3 separate regions of the Homo sapiens genome follow, and regions 1 and 2 are each linked to region 3. The links are chromatin loops, found by intact Hi-C in ENCODE. Cell type or tissue: A673. All regions are shown on one strand.

Evidence for each region. Peaks named below come from ENCODE experiments on the same cell type or tissue, not always from the same donor. Only the 100,000 strongest peaks of a DNase experiment are listed, where the experiment ranks them.
Region 1: it touches region 3 in a loop (4-fold over the local background); 13 of 110 quality-filtered maps call a loop at or near these places.
Region 2: a loop joins it to region 3, with 5 times the contacts of the local background. A loop is called at or near these places in 13 of 110 quality-filtered maps.

What each region holds. Positions count from the first base shown.
Region 1 is chr20:43,388,019-43,392,018 of GRCh38, forward strand. No RefSeq gene overlaps it. Among named protein-coding and RNA genes, the nearest start is that of SRSF6, 68 kb to the right of the region's middle. In A673, CTCF peaks have their summits at 2,470 and 2,672; DNase peaks (open chromatin) are centred at 903 and 1,323; H3K27ac peaks cover 1,185 bases.
Region 2 is chr20:43,407,907-43,411,906 of GRCh38, forward strand. No RefSeq gene overlaps it. Among named protein-coding and RNA genes, the nearest start is that of SRSF6, 48 kb to the right of the region's middle. In A673, a CTCF peak has its summit at 1,601 (motif pointing left); a DNase peak (open chromatin) is centred at 1,555; H3K27me3 peaks cover 876 bases.
Region 3 is chr20:43,190,162-43,194,161 of GRCh38, forward strand. PTPRT-DT (PTPRT divergent transcript) reads left to right here. Exons shown (of 3, transcript NR_186414.1): 1 at 1-89. Among named protein-coding and RNA genes, the nearest start is that of PTPRT-DT, 2.1 kb to the left of the region's middle. In A673, CTCF peaks have their summits at 2,007 (motif pointing left) and 2,206; no DNase peak of the experiment used is centred here; H3K27me3 peaks cover 2,897 bases.

The DNA of each region.
Region 1 (4,000 bases), 200 kb after region 3:
CTAAGCAAGAAAGTGGAGATCTAAGACAAAAGAAAACTCTGGGCCGGGCCCAGTGGCTCATGGCTTTGGAAGGCCGAGATGGGTGGATCACCAGCGATCAGGAGTTCAAAATCAGCCTGGCCAACATGGTGAAACCCCGTCTCTACTAAAAACACAAAATTAGCCAGGCCTGGTAGTGTGTGCCTGTAATCCCAGCTACTTGGGAGGCTGAGACAGGAGAATCCCTTGAACCCGGGAGGTGGAGGTTGCAGTAAACTGAGATTGCGTCACTGCACTCCCGCCTGGGCAACAGAGGGAGACTCAATCTCAAAAAAAAAAAAAAGAAAAAACAAAAAAAAGTCTGGACAGAGAAGAAGTTAGAACCTTCCATCTGCCTCTCCTCTGTTCCCTCTGCAATGTGTATGTCTGGCTTTCGTCTTCTCTCCCCTCCCCAACCTGGAATCTATTTTCTTCTCAGTCTGAATCTTTCTTCCTCTTCCCCCTCAAGAGCTCCCCACCCACCCCTCCTGTCCCGATTTTCTCACCCCTCAAGAGCCCATAACATGAAAGTGAAGTATCTTGCTTAATATTTGTTTACTTAGGAACAGTGAGTTTTATGTACACTGTTCTTAATTAAATTCTCAGCAAGTTTCTATTTGTGGATGGAGAGGCATTCTGCCCAAGGAGGGGGGCCTTACAATCTTGGCACCTTGTTACTGATTCACCCCCCAGCACTTGGAAGGAACACTTGGGATTCAGTCTTTCATTTGGGGCCCATGAAGCTACTCGTGTTCTCAGCAACACTGATTATTGGCAATTTCCCTCTGTGAGGGAAGTAGATTTCCTTCCAGACATCCTGTAGTGGTGTTTCCGAAGGAGTAGTGACTCGCTGCTTCATCTGCGTGGGCGGCCCGATAGATAAATGCTCATGCAACGCGCCAGGCGGGGGATCTACAAGGAAGCACTTGGTCTCCACCCAAATCACAGTCTGGAGTTCTCGCTCCCCGCTGTCATTTCTGGGAGTCCTCTCTAAAGGGCTGCATCAAGAAAGCAAGCTTCTCACTGTCTTCCGGACCCTTGACTTTCCTCAAGACCACCCGGATGTCACCTCCTCCGAGGAGTCTTCCCTGACTACCTTGAGCCAGCAGCCACCCTCTGCTTTGTGCTCCCTGAATTGGGGTCCACCTGCTTGGACAGCAGGCCCAGATTGTGTGTCTGCTCACCAGGCTGTGGGCTCACAGAGGACAGAGTCTCCATCTTGGTCGCTTGTCTCCCTGAAAGTTTAGCATAGAGTATAAGCTTAGTAAATGTTTGTTGAATAAATGAATATATGAATGAAGGGATTGAATGAGTGCCAGGAGGACTTACTGGAGCCTTGGACGGGCTTGTAGGAACTCTTGGGCTGACAGCTAGCCAGAAACGTAAGGAGCCCAGAGTCCAGGAAGCCTGGTGTTTTTCACCCCGGGCTGGGGGCGGGGCCAGAGGAGGCCTAAGGGACTGAATTTCTCCCAGATAGAGCCAGGAATCTTCACTCCTGTTGATCTTACATACTGGGCTTCTAGAAATGGAGTTCCACTCCTTTAAAAAGTTACAAAACCGGCCATGTGTGGTGGCTCATGCCTGTAATCCCAGCAGTTCAGGAGGCCGAGGTGGGTGGGTCACTTGAGACCAGAAGTTTGAGACCAGCCTGGCCAACATGATGAAACCCTGTCTCTACTAAAAATGCAAAAATTAGCCAGGTGTGGTGGTGCATGCCTGTAATCCCAGGTACTCAGGAGGCTGAAGTAGGAGAATCGCTTGAACCCGGGAGGTGGAGGTTGCAGAGAGACAAGACTGCGCCACCGGACTGCAGCCTGGGTGACAGAGACTCTGTCTCAAAAAGAAAAAAGGTTAGAAAACCATTATTCCACATTCCAGCCTCAGCATGTTTTAGACTGGCATGGCATAGTCAAGGGAGGCTGCTCTGGGACCTGGGCTTACTGACTCCCTGGCCCGGGCTGGCTCAGCTCAAGGCCACAGCCACAGCCACCCACAGGCATGGTTCTGGCTCCTACTGAGGGCCTCACACCTGAAGACTCAGCCAGAGGGGGCACCCGCCCAGCCCTGTAATTGGAGTCTGGGGTCGGGAGATGGGTGTTGGGCAACTGGGCTGCGGGGGACTGAGGCTAACCGCCTCCAGGTGTGGGGGAGGCCAGAGGACATGGAAGGGAGACCGCAAGGTCAGGGTGAAGCTCGGGAGCCTAGGCTGGGTTCATGGGGCCAGGACAAGGTCCCTTCCCCAAGCCTGGACAGGTGCATCACAGGCAGCCACAGCCCTGAAAGATGAGGGTTAGGAGAGCCTGGAGCACGAGCTGAAACGGGTGAATCTGCGCTGGACCTCAGGTCTCCCTCCCCGCACCCTGCGTTGTAGGGAAGAGCAGGAACCCTGGCGGCCTCTGAGGCGGGGGCGGTGGGGGGCGCTGGGGGCGCGGAGTTGCAGCCGGCAGAGGAGCAGTGGCGCCACCTCCTGACGCCTTCGGGGAACGCAGCTGATGCCAGCCAGCCTCCGGCCTCTGAAGGGGGCATGGGGTGGGGGAGGCCCCGGGCCCAAAAAAGCAGATCAGCTATTTACTTCCCCATGCACAATTTTTTTTATATGTTATTAAGGAAAACTTGAAATATGTACAAAAGTAGAGAGAGCTGTCATAAACTCCCAGATACCCATCGTTCCACTTCACCAATTCGCTCATGGCCAATCCGACTTCCTCTCTAACCACCCTGCACTTTCTCCTCCCCGATGTATTTCAAATCAGATTAAATCCTGGGCATTATATCATTTCACTCCTAAATGTTTCAATATGTAACATAAGTATTTTTAACAATACAACCACAATACCATATTCCACAAAATAATACTTATTTCTTATCATCAAATAATACAGTCTCATAAATTTTTAAATGTTTTTCTACAGTTTATTAATCATGATCCTCATAAAGTCCACTCACTGCAACTAGCCCACTGTTTTTGAGTGCCTCTTCCTCTGTATGCCTCCCCTCCTTTCTGTCTTTTTTCCTTGCAATTCATTTGTTGAGAAAACCTGGTTGTCTGTCCTGACATGTCCCATAGTCTGGATTTTGTTGTCTGCATCCCTGTCATATAATTTCACGTGTTCCTCAGATTTTCTGAGTTGTAGATTCGGTCCGTTGGAGTTGAATCCGGAGGTTTGTTCAGATTCAGCTTTGGTCTCTTCTTGTGCTGTCAGCTGCCATTGGCAATCATTACCTGCATCCATTATGTCACCGGGGACTGTAAAATGGTGATATTCCAATTCTGTCATTAGCAGTTTGCTTTTTTGCTTTGTTTTGTCTTGTTTTTTGTTTTTTTGAGACAGTCTTGCTCTGTCACCCAGGCTGGAGCGTGGTGGTGCGATCTCGGCTCACAGCAACCTCAGCCTCCTGGGTTCAAGCAATTCTCCTGCCTCAGCCTCCTGAGTAGCTGGGACTACAGGCATGTGCCACCAAGCCCGGCTAATTTTTCTGTTTTTAATAGAGACAGGGTTGCACCGTGTTGGCCAGGCTGGACTTGAATGCCTGATCTCAGGTGATCTGCCCGCCTCAACTTCCCAAAGTGCTGGGATTACAGGCATGAGCCACCACACCCAGCCAGCTGTTTGCTTTTAAATCAGAGGTTCATTATGATATAGGCACAACATAACAGTATTCATAACAAGGATAAATAGGTTATTGCCATCAAGCAAAAGATAGGGAGTCTAAGATTTGATGAACAATGTAAGATCCAGTACTGTGCTATTTACGAGCAAGCACTTAAACAAAAGGATACAGGGAGATTGAAGACAGAAGGATTAAAAAGGATATAGCAGACAAATATGAACCAAAAGAAAGCTAAGGTGATCATCCTAATACCTGACAAATATAAGTTAATGCAAACAATAATGTCATAAGAAGAATTACAGATTTTCAAATAGCCACCCATGAGCATATAATTTCACGAAAAACTGTAGCTTCAAAATACATAAGATAT
Region 2 (4,000 bases), 220 kb after region 3:
ATGATTGTAAGTTTCCTGAGGCCTCTCCAGCCATGCTTCCTGTGCAGCCTGCAGAACTGTGAGCCAATTAAATCTGTTTTCTTTATAAATTACCCAGTGTCCAGTAGTTCTTTATAGCAGTGTTACAACGACTAATTTAGTGAATATAAAATATTACATTCTCCTTAATTTCTAAATGCTTCTAACTCTTTAAAGTAAAAATTATAACATTGTATTGTGGGAGTTTTAATGTTTTTATACATTATATATGAAAATACAGCATAAAGGTTGGGGGTAAACTGATGTGTATAGTTGTAAGGCTCTTAAATTTTGTGTGAAGTGGTAAAATATTTATATCTACGTAGAATGTAGACTCTAAGCTAAGAATGAATATTGTAATCACTAAGCAACCACTTTAAAACATAGAAAGAGGTGTAGCTAGAATGCCAATTAACAAATTAAAATGGAGTTCCAAAAATTTATTTTAACCCATAAGAAGGCCAAAAAGGATGAAGAGAGGAAAAATGTATATACAAAACAAACAAGTAATAAAATGGTAGATCTATATCAAATTATGTCCATAATTACATTATCTGTAAATGGACTAAACACTCCAGCGAAAAAGCAGAGAAGGCAGGATTAAAAAACAATAACAAGGAGAATCTATATCCAACTACAAGAGATACACTTTAAATGTTACAATACAGATAGCTGAAAGGAAAGAGATGAGAAAAGATACATTATACAGCATCCAATCAGGGCATAAGAAAGCTAGAATAAGGGCTAGGTTAATTTCAAATGGAGTAGACTTTAAGACAGAGATAAAAAGGGACATTTCATGGTGGTAAAATGGTCCATTTTCATCAAGAGAACAAAAATCAGAATTGCATCTAACGATAGAGCTTAAAAATGCATGAAACAAAAATTGACAAAACCTGGACTCCCAGTTACAAAATCGCAGTGCAGAAGCAAGCTGGTTTCACTCCCCACCCCCCACAGAAAACCAAAAACAAATATATAGCACCAAGATTATCACCAGCAATATACCATAACTCAAATATGAGGATGAGACAGTTCCTGGGACTACAGAGAAGTGAAAAAACTCTGAGCCGACAGTCAGAGGATCAGACTTCCATATCCATAATGCTCTGCCCTCCGATCTGCCCAGCACCAAACACATGGAAATCTTCCCCCTGACTCACAGCTTCTACACTGGAAACACTAAGATTGAGGCGTTTGATCTATTTCCCCACCATCCTGCGTTCTTTGGCAGGAGACCTGCCTCTGCCCCAAGTCACAGGAAGCATTGAGAGTGCCTAGAAAGAGAAATGCCCCTAAGGACAGTCAGAGACAAATGGCAAAGGTGGGACTTACTATCCCCAGCTTAGAAAACTCTGCTCTGGACGTTGGCCAAAGGAGATACCAAATCAGAGTGGCTGTTCATCATCACCACACGGGAGGAGGTTCGTTTCACAGGTTCCCTGTTCGCAAACCCCTGGAAAGCTTCCCACGCTGCCAGGCTATCCCTTTTGGAGCCTCACCCGTTTGGGAACAGGCAGCAATCTGATTTACTACAACTGAGGCAAACTTGAGCTTAAGGCGCCATCTAGTGCCAAAAAGGAGGCAGTGATCTAGAGGGAAAAACAAAAGAAACATAATTAACAGGTAAATTACAAAGACTCTCTAAGCAAACATATCCCCCAAAAAACCAAAACAAGCCAGACAGGGAAGTCTGGAATAAATAACTAATCCTTTAATGCAGAGAAATAGACATCCATGCACAAGAAACAACAGCAAACAGGCAGCTGCGTGTGGTGGAGCACACATGCAGTCCCAGCTACTCAGGAGCCTGAGCCTGAGACCAGGAGTTCAAGGCCACCTTGAACTAAGAATACATTACTGCACTCCAGCCTGGGTGACAGAACAAGACCCTCTGTCTCAAAAAAAAAAAAAAATCTCTCCTCGCCAAAAAAAAAAAAAAAAAAAAAACCCAGGACTAGATGGATTCACAGCCCAATTCCACCAGATGTGCAAAGAAGAACTAGTACCAATCCTACTGAAGCTACTCCAAAAAACGGAAGGGGGGAATACACCCTAACTCATTCTACAAAGTTATTGTCACCCTGATACCAAAGCCAGGCAAGGACACAACAACAACAAAAAAGAAAACTACAGATCAATATCCCTGATGGACATAGACACAAAATTCCTTCACAAAATATTAGCAAACCAAATTCAACAGCACATCAAAAAGATAATGCACCAAGAGCAAGTGGGTTTTATTGCAGGAATGCGAAGATGGTTCAACATATGCAAATCAATAAATGTGACTAACCACATAAACAGGATTAAAAACAAAAACCAGATTATTATGTCAATAAATACAGAAAAAGTATTTGATAAGAGTCATCAGTCCTTCATGATAAAAACCCTCAACAAACTAGACATAGAAGAAACATACCTCAAAATAATAAAAGCCATGTAAAACAAACCCACAGCCAACATTATACTGAATGGGGAAATGTTCCCTCTAAGAACTGAAACAAGACAAGGATGCCTACTTTCACACTCTTATTCAACATCTGGATTTCCTAGCCAGAGCAGGCAAGAGAAATAAGAGGCATCAAAACTGGAAAATAGGAAATCAAAGTATCTGTTTGCCAATGATATGATCTTATGCCTAGAAAACCCTAAAGACTCCTCCAAGACATTCCTAGGTTTGATAAATGAATTCAGTGACGTTTTAGGATACAAAAGCAACATATAAAAGCCAGTAGCATTTCTATATACCAATAGTGATCAAGCAGAGAACAAAATCAAGAAGTCAATCCCATTTACAATAACTAGAAAACAATACTAAGGAATATTTTACTAAAGAGGTGAAATATCTCTATCTCTATTAAAAAACTATAAAACACTGATGAAAGAAATTATAGATGACACAAGCAAATAGAAAAAATAGCCCATGCTCATGGATTGGAAGAATCAGTATCATTAAAATTACCATACTGCTCGAAGCAATCAACAGACTTAATGCAATTCCTATCAAAATACCAAGGTCATTTTTCACAGAATTAGAATAAACAATGTTAAAATTCATATGAACCCAAAAAAGAGTCCAAATAGCCAAAGCAATCCTAAGCAACAAATAACACTGTCTGACTTTAAATTATACAACCAGGCTACAGCAACCAAAACAGCATGGTACTGGCATAAAAATAGATACATAGACCAGTGGAACAGAAAAGAGAACCCAGAAATAAAGCCACATACCTAATGATAATTGATCTTCAACAGAGTCAACAAAAACGTACACTGAGGAAAGGACACCTTATTCCGAAAATGGTGCTGGAAAAATTAGATAGCCATAAGCAGGAGAATGAAATTGGTCCCATATCTCTCACCATAGACAAAAATTAACTCAAGACAGATTAAAGGCTTAAATGTAAGACCCGAAACTATAAAAATTCTAGAAGGAAACCTAGAAAAAAATTATTCTGGATATTGGCCTAGGCAAAGAATTTATAACCAAGACCTCAAAAGCATATGCGACAGAAACAAAAATAGACAAATGGAATTATATCAAGCTAAAAATATTCTGCACATCAAAAGAAACAATCAACAGAGGCTGGGCACATTGGCTCACACCTGTAATCCCAGCACTTTGGGAGGCTGAGGTGGACAGATCATGAGGTCAGGAGTTCCAGACCAGCCTGGCCAACATAGTGAAACCCCGTCTCTACTAAAAATACAAAAATTAGCAGGGTGTGGTGGCATGCACCTGTAGTCCCAGCTACTCAGGAGGCTGAGGCAGGAGAATTGCTTGAACCCGGGAGGCAGAGGTTGCAGTGAGCCGAGACCATGCCATTGCACTCTAGCCTGGGTGACAAAGAGAGACTCTGTCTCAAATAAAAAATTTTAAAAAAAAGAAAAGAAAAAGAAACAACCAACAGAATGGTCAAACTATGGAATGGGAGAAGTTATTTGCAAACTATGCATCCAACAAAGGACTAATATCCAG
Region 3 (4,000 bases):
CCCCGCACCCACACGCCGGGCAGGGTCCTCGCCTCTTCGCCCCGCGCCGCGCCGCGCAGCCAAGCATCGTCTGCCCTGTGGGGGCGCAGGTACGGGGGCGGTGCGGGGAGGAGGAAGCTGCAGCAGCCGTTTGAACTCGGGGTGGGGAACAGGTGAATGGGGGTTCGGTGGCGAGAAGAGGGAGGGAGGGAGCAGCCCTCGCAACTCAAGATAAGGGGCCAGGTGAATTGCGAAAGCGGGTGGGGGCGTCTGCCCAAAGCTGGGGCAGGCGGCTGCTGGCCAGGGTCTCGGGCACACCCTGAGATGAGAATTTCATCTAAGAGCGCGCGCGCGCACACACACACAACCCACTCACACTCTTCTGGGCGCATCGCTGACCGCGCCACAATCGTCGTCCCCCTCAATTAGCCGCCCACCCCACCTTCTTCTTCACCCACATCTCTCTCTTGTCCCCACCACCACGCGGAAGGGGGCGCAGAAGGGGCATGAGGCATCCCCCCACCCCCTACAATTTTTCCCTGGCAGCCTTCCCTTTCCTTTTCTAGGGAGACAGAACCTTGTAGCTTTTTCCCTTTTCTTCTCGGTCTTAACAAAGACCTGGTTGGGGCTGAAAGCCTAAAACCATAGATCAGGGTTGGAGCTGTCCCTGGCAGCCCACGGCCCACAGCCTGGCTCTCTGCTGTCCTGGGAGGCAGCTGGTACCTGAGTCTTGGCTGGGGGTCTGAGATGTAAAAGCCAGGGGCAGGGATACCCAGAAATGCTTAAGGGATTCACACTTTGTGAACACTTTGCTACCTGGCCAAAGCCCTCCTTCTTCTGTGTCAGCACAGCCCCCCACCCCCATCCTTGTTGGGGTACCAGGGACTGGACTGGGGAGACTGTAAGTGAATTGTGAAAATCAAGCATGGCAGGGTTTCCAAAAGTGGGGAGCCCCAGGCTCTGGACCCAAGTTGGCATGGCAGAGAACACAGGGCGTCACTCTGTCAGTCCCCAGTTCCCAGTCCCCACTAGGTAAAGTGGCCCAGTTCCCTGGCATGGAAGCCCAATTTACAATCCCAGGCAAATTCTTCCACCCCTCTCCGGACCCCGACTCCCACCACCACCACCATGACCGTGACCACTTTCAAAAGCTGACGTGCTTGGACTAGCCTGTTGGACCAGCCAGTGCCTCCCACACTTGCCTGGTCAAAGAACTACCAGGAAGATTTCTCCAAGTCCTGCTTCCCAGACCCCTGCTGGGGAGAGTGGAATTTGGCAGGCCTGTCGGGGGTGGCCTGGGAGTTGAACCTTTTACAAGCTGCTTTGGAGATTAATAATTCTACCAATATTTATGGTGCATTTAATTGTGTGCCTTACTCTGTGCTGTTCTCTGGGGATACCACAATGCTATAGCCCTTAGGGACAATTGGAATGGAAAGATCCCTTCTGCTCAGAGCTGAGCTTCCAGCTGTTTGCTCCATCACTCACTCATTCTAACCCTGCCTTGGGCAGATGAGCAGTTAGGAAGTGTGCGAGGAGAGGCCTGACCCAAGACCACCACAAGCGACCCCAGTCATGGCAGATCCCAGGGGATGACCCGGGTGGGGAGATTTCTAAGCCACTAAAGAGCTTGGTGTCACACTTGTAACTTGTTGCCACTTTCTTGGGCTCCTGCCAATTCATCCCCTCTCTCAAGCTTTCTGGAAAACTATAAAATAGCAGTTCTCACAGCATCCTCAGAGCAACGCCCTTTGGCACCCCCCTGCACTCCTGCTTTAGGGATGTGATATCACTGCAGACAAATCCCCCAGGTCTGAATGGGGTTCATGTGGCCCCGAGGGGAAAAAAAAAATTCAGTAGTCACTGAGCTGGTGGAGTGGGACCTGATCCTGCACCAGGACTTACCTGCCCAGGTGCACCGTGGTCATGAACCGTGACCCTCTGTGCTTTCTAAACCTCCCTCTACTCCGAGAAACTGCCCCCTCTCCTTCAGTAGCACGTGCTGCCACCTGCTGCCCGGCCAGGCTCTGGCACCCACAGCACTGCCACGCTTTTGCACCGGCCAGTCCCTCTGCCTGGAAGCCCTGCACTGTATCATCTCCCTGGGAAACTCACACTAGCCCTTAGGGCTTCCCTTTGGAACTTTGGCCAGCGGGCCCTTCCTGCTCAAGGCATGTTCCCCAGCGCAGGTCACTGTGGTGGTGCTTTTTACATTGTGGAAATGTTGTCTCCTCTTCATGTGTTCTACAAGACTTGAGTTGCCAAAGGGAACCTGGACACTTACCACAGGGCTGCTAGGAGATGGGGGTGTGGGGGTGGAGAGAGAGGGCTGGCACAGGGCTGAAGATGCCTTACACAAAGCTTCCAGCTAGCTGGCTTCTCAGGGGAGGGAACTAATGGAAAGTTACAGCATCATCTCCCACCCTCCTGCACAGGGAGCCCTCTTTCCCCTCTGACCCCATCAGCCCAGGGAGCTGGGACATGACCAAGATTTGCTTGGCTAGGGGCTGGGCCCAGCATTGCATCAGTGCTGAAGGAAGGAGGCAGGGTGAGCTTTGTAAGAGATGGCATTCTGCCCTACAAACTCTTTTAGTTATGCTCAGACAGCAGGCCTCTTATCTTTGGACTGTGTCCTTAACCCCATGAAACCTTTGGCGAGACCTCTCCGTGTGTCAGTTTCCATATCTGCCCAGTGGCTTCCCTTTCAGTTGTGTCAGGGACCAAGACAGGAGTGTCCAGACATTTCAGCTACAGATCTCTCTGTCGAGCAGTTTTAGGGGAAACCTGAAACTTGGGGCATCCTTTCAACAAGTGTGCTGGCCTTTTGATGTGTGTCAGGGATCTTAGGGCTGTGGGTTTGCAGCCTAAACAACAGACATGGTAACTGCCATCATGTAGCTTACAATCTGGTGGAGGAGACTGGACAAAGAGAAAGGGGTAACAACCCCAGAGCTGGTCCCCATCTCCCCAGCCCTGCCTCGCCCCCAGCGGTCAGCCCTCCAGTGGGGAGCAGAGCACCAGGGGGAAGACATCTGCTGGGGCCACGTGCCTTACTAATTAGATTTCCAAACCATGTATCTAGTAGAGTGTATTCTATGTTTAAAGTATCAAATAAAGTCCAGTGAGGAAAGTCTAGTGATGTAGCTATTGTTTGATCCCCATCTTACACATGAGGACACTGAAGCTCAAGAAGGGCAAAGACTCTCCATGTAGGAAGGGCGGGAAGGTTCACTTCCTGTGTTGGGGGTGGCTGCTCCATTGGAGCCTGTCTTCTTGCTGTGGCACAGATAGCCACTAGTCATTTAAAGTTCAAATTTAGCATTTCAGTGCTTGGCCACACCGCATTTCAAGTACTCAGTAGCCACAGGTGGCCAGTGGCTGCTGTATCAGACAGTGCAGATACAGAACATTTCCAACATCATGGAGAATTCTATTAGTGCTGCTCTAAAACAGAGGTCACCAAACCTCTACCACATCTGGCCCACTGCCTGTTTTTATAAATAAAGTTTTATTGTGCCACATCCATGCTTATTCATTTACATACTGCCTATGTCTGCTTTTTGCAGAAAGTTCTACTGGACAGCACTGCTCTAGAGCAGAGGTTAGCAAACTCCACCCATGGGCCAAATCTGGACCACTGCCTATTTTTATAAAGTTTTATCGAAACACAAACCCCTGTATTCATTTACATATTGCCTACGGCCGCTCTCTGAAATATAGCAGCAGAGGTGAGTGATTGTGACAAAGATAGTCTGGCCCACAAAGCTTAAAATATTTACTGTCTTGCCCTTCATAGAAAGTTTGCCAACCCTTTCTTTAGAGGAAGTCTTACAGCACAATTTGACAATTATTGATCTAAAACTCATTCTCAAAGTGTGGTTTCTGAACCAATAGCATCAGCCTCACCTGGGAACGTGTTAGAAATACAAGTTCTTGGGTCCCACCCCAGGCCTGCTGAATCAGAAACGCTGGAGGTGGGGCCTGGGCTCTCATTTCACCAGCCTTCCAGGTGATTCTCATG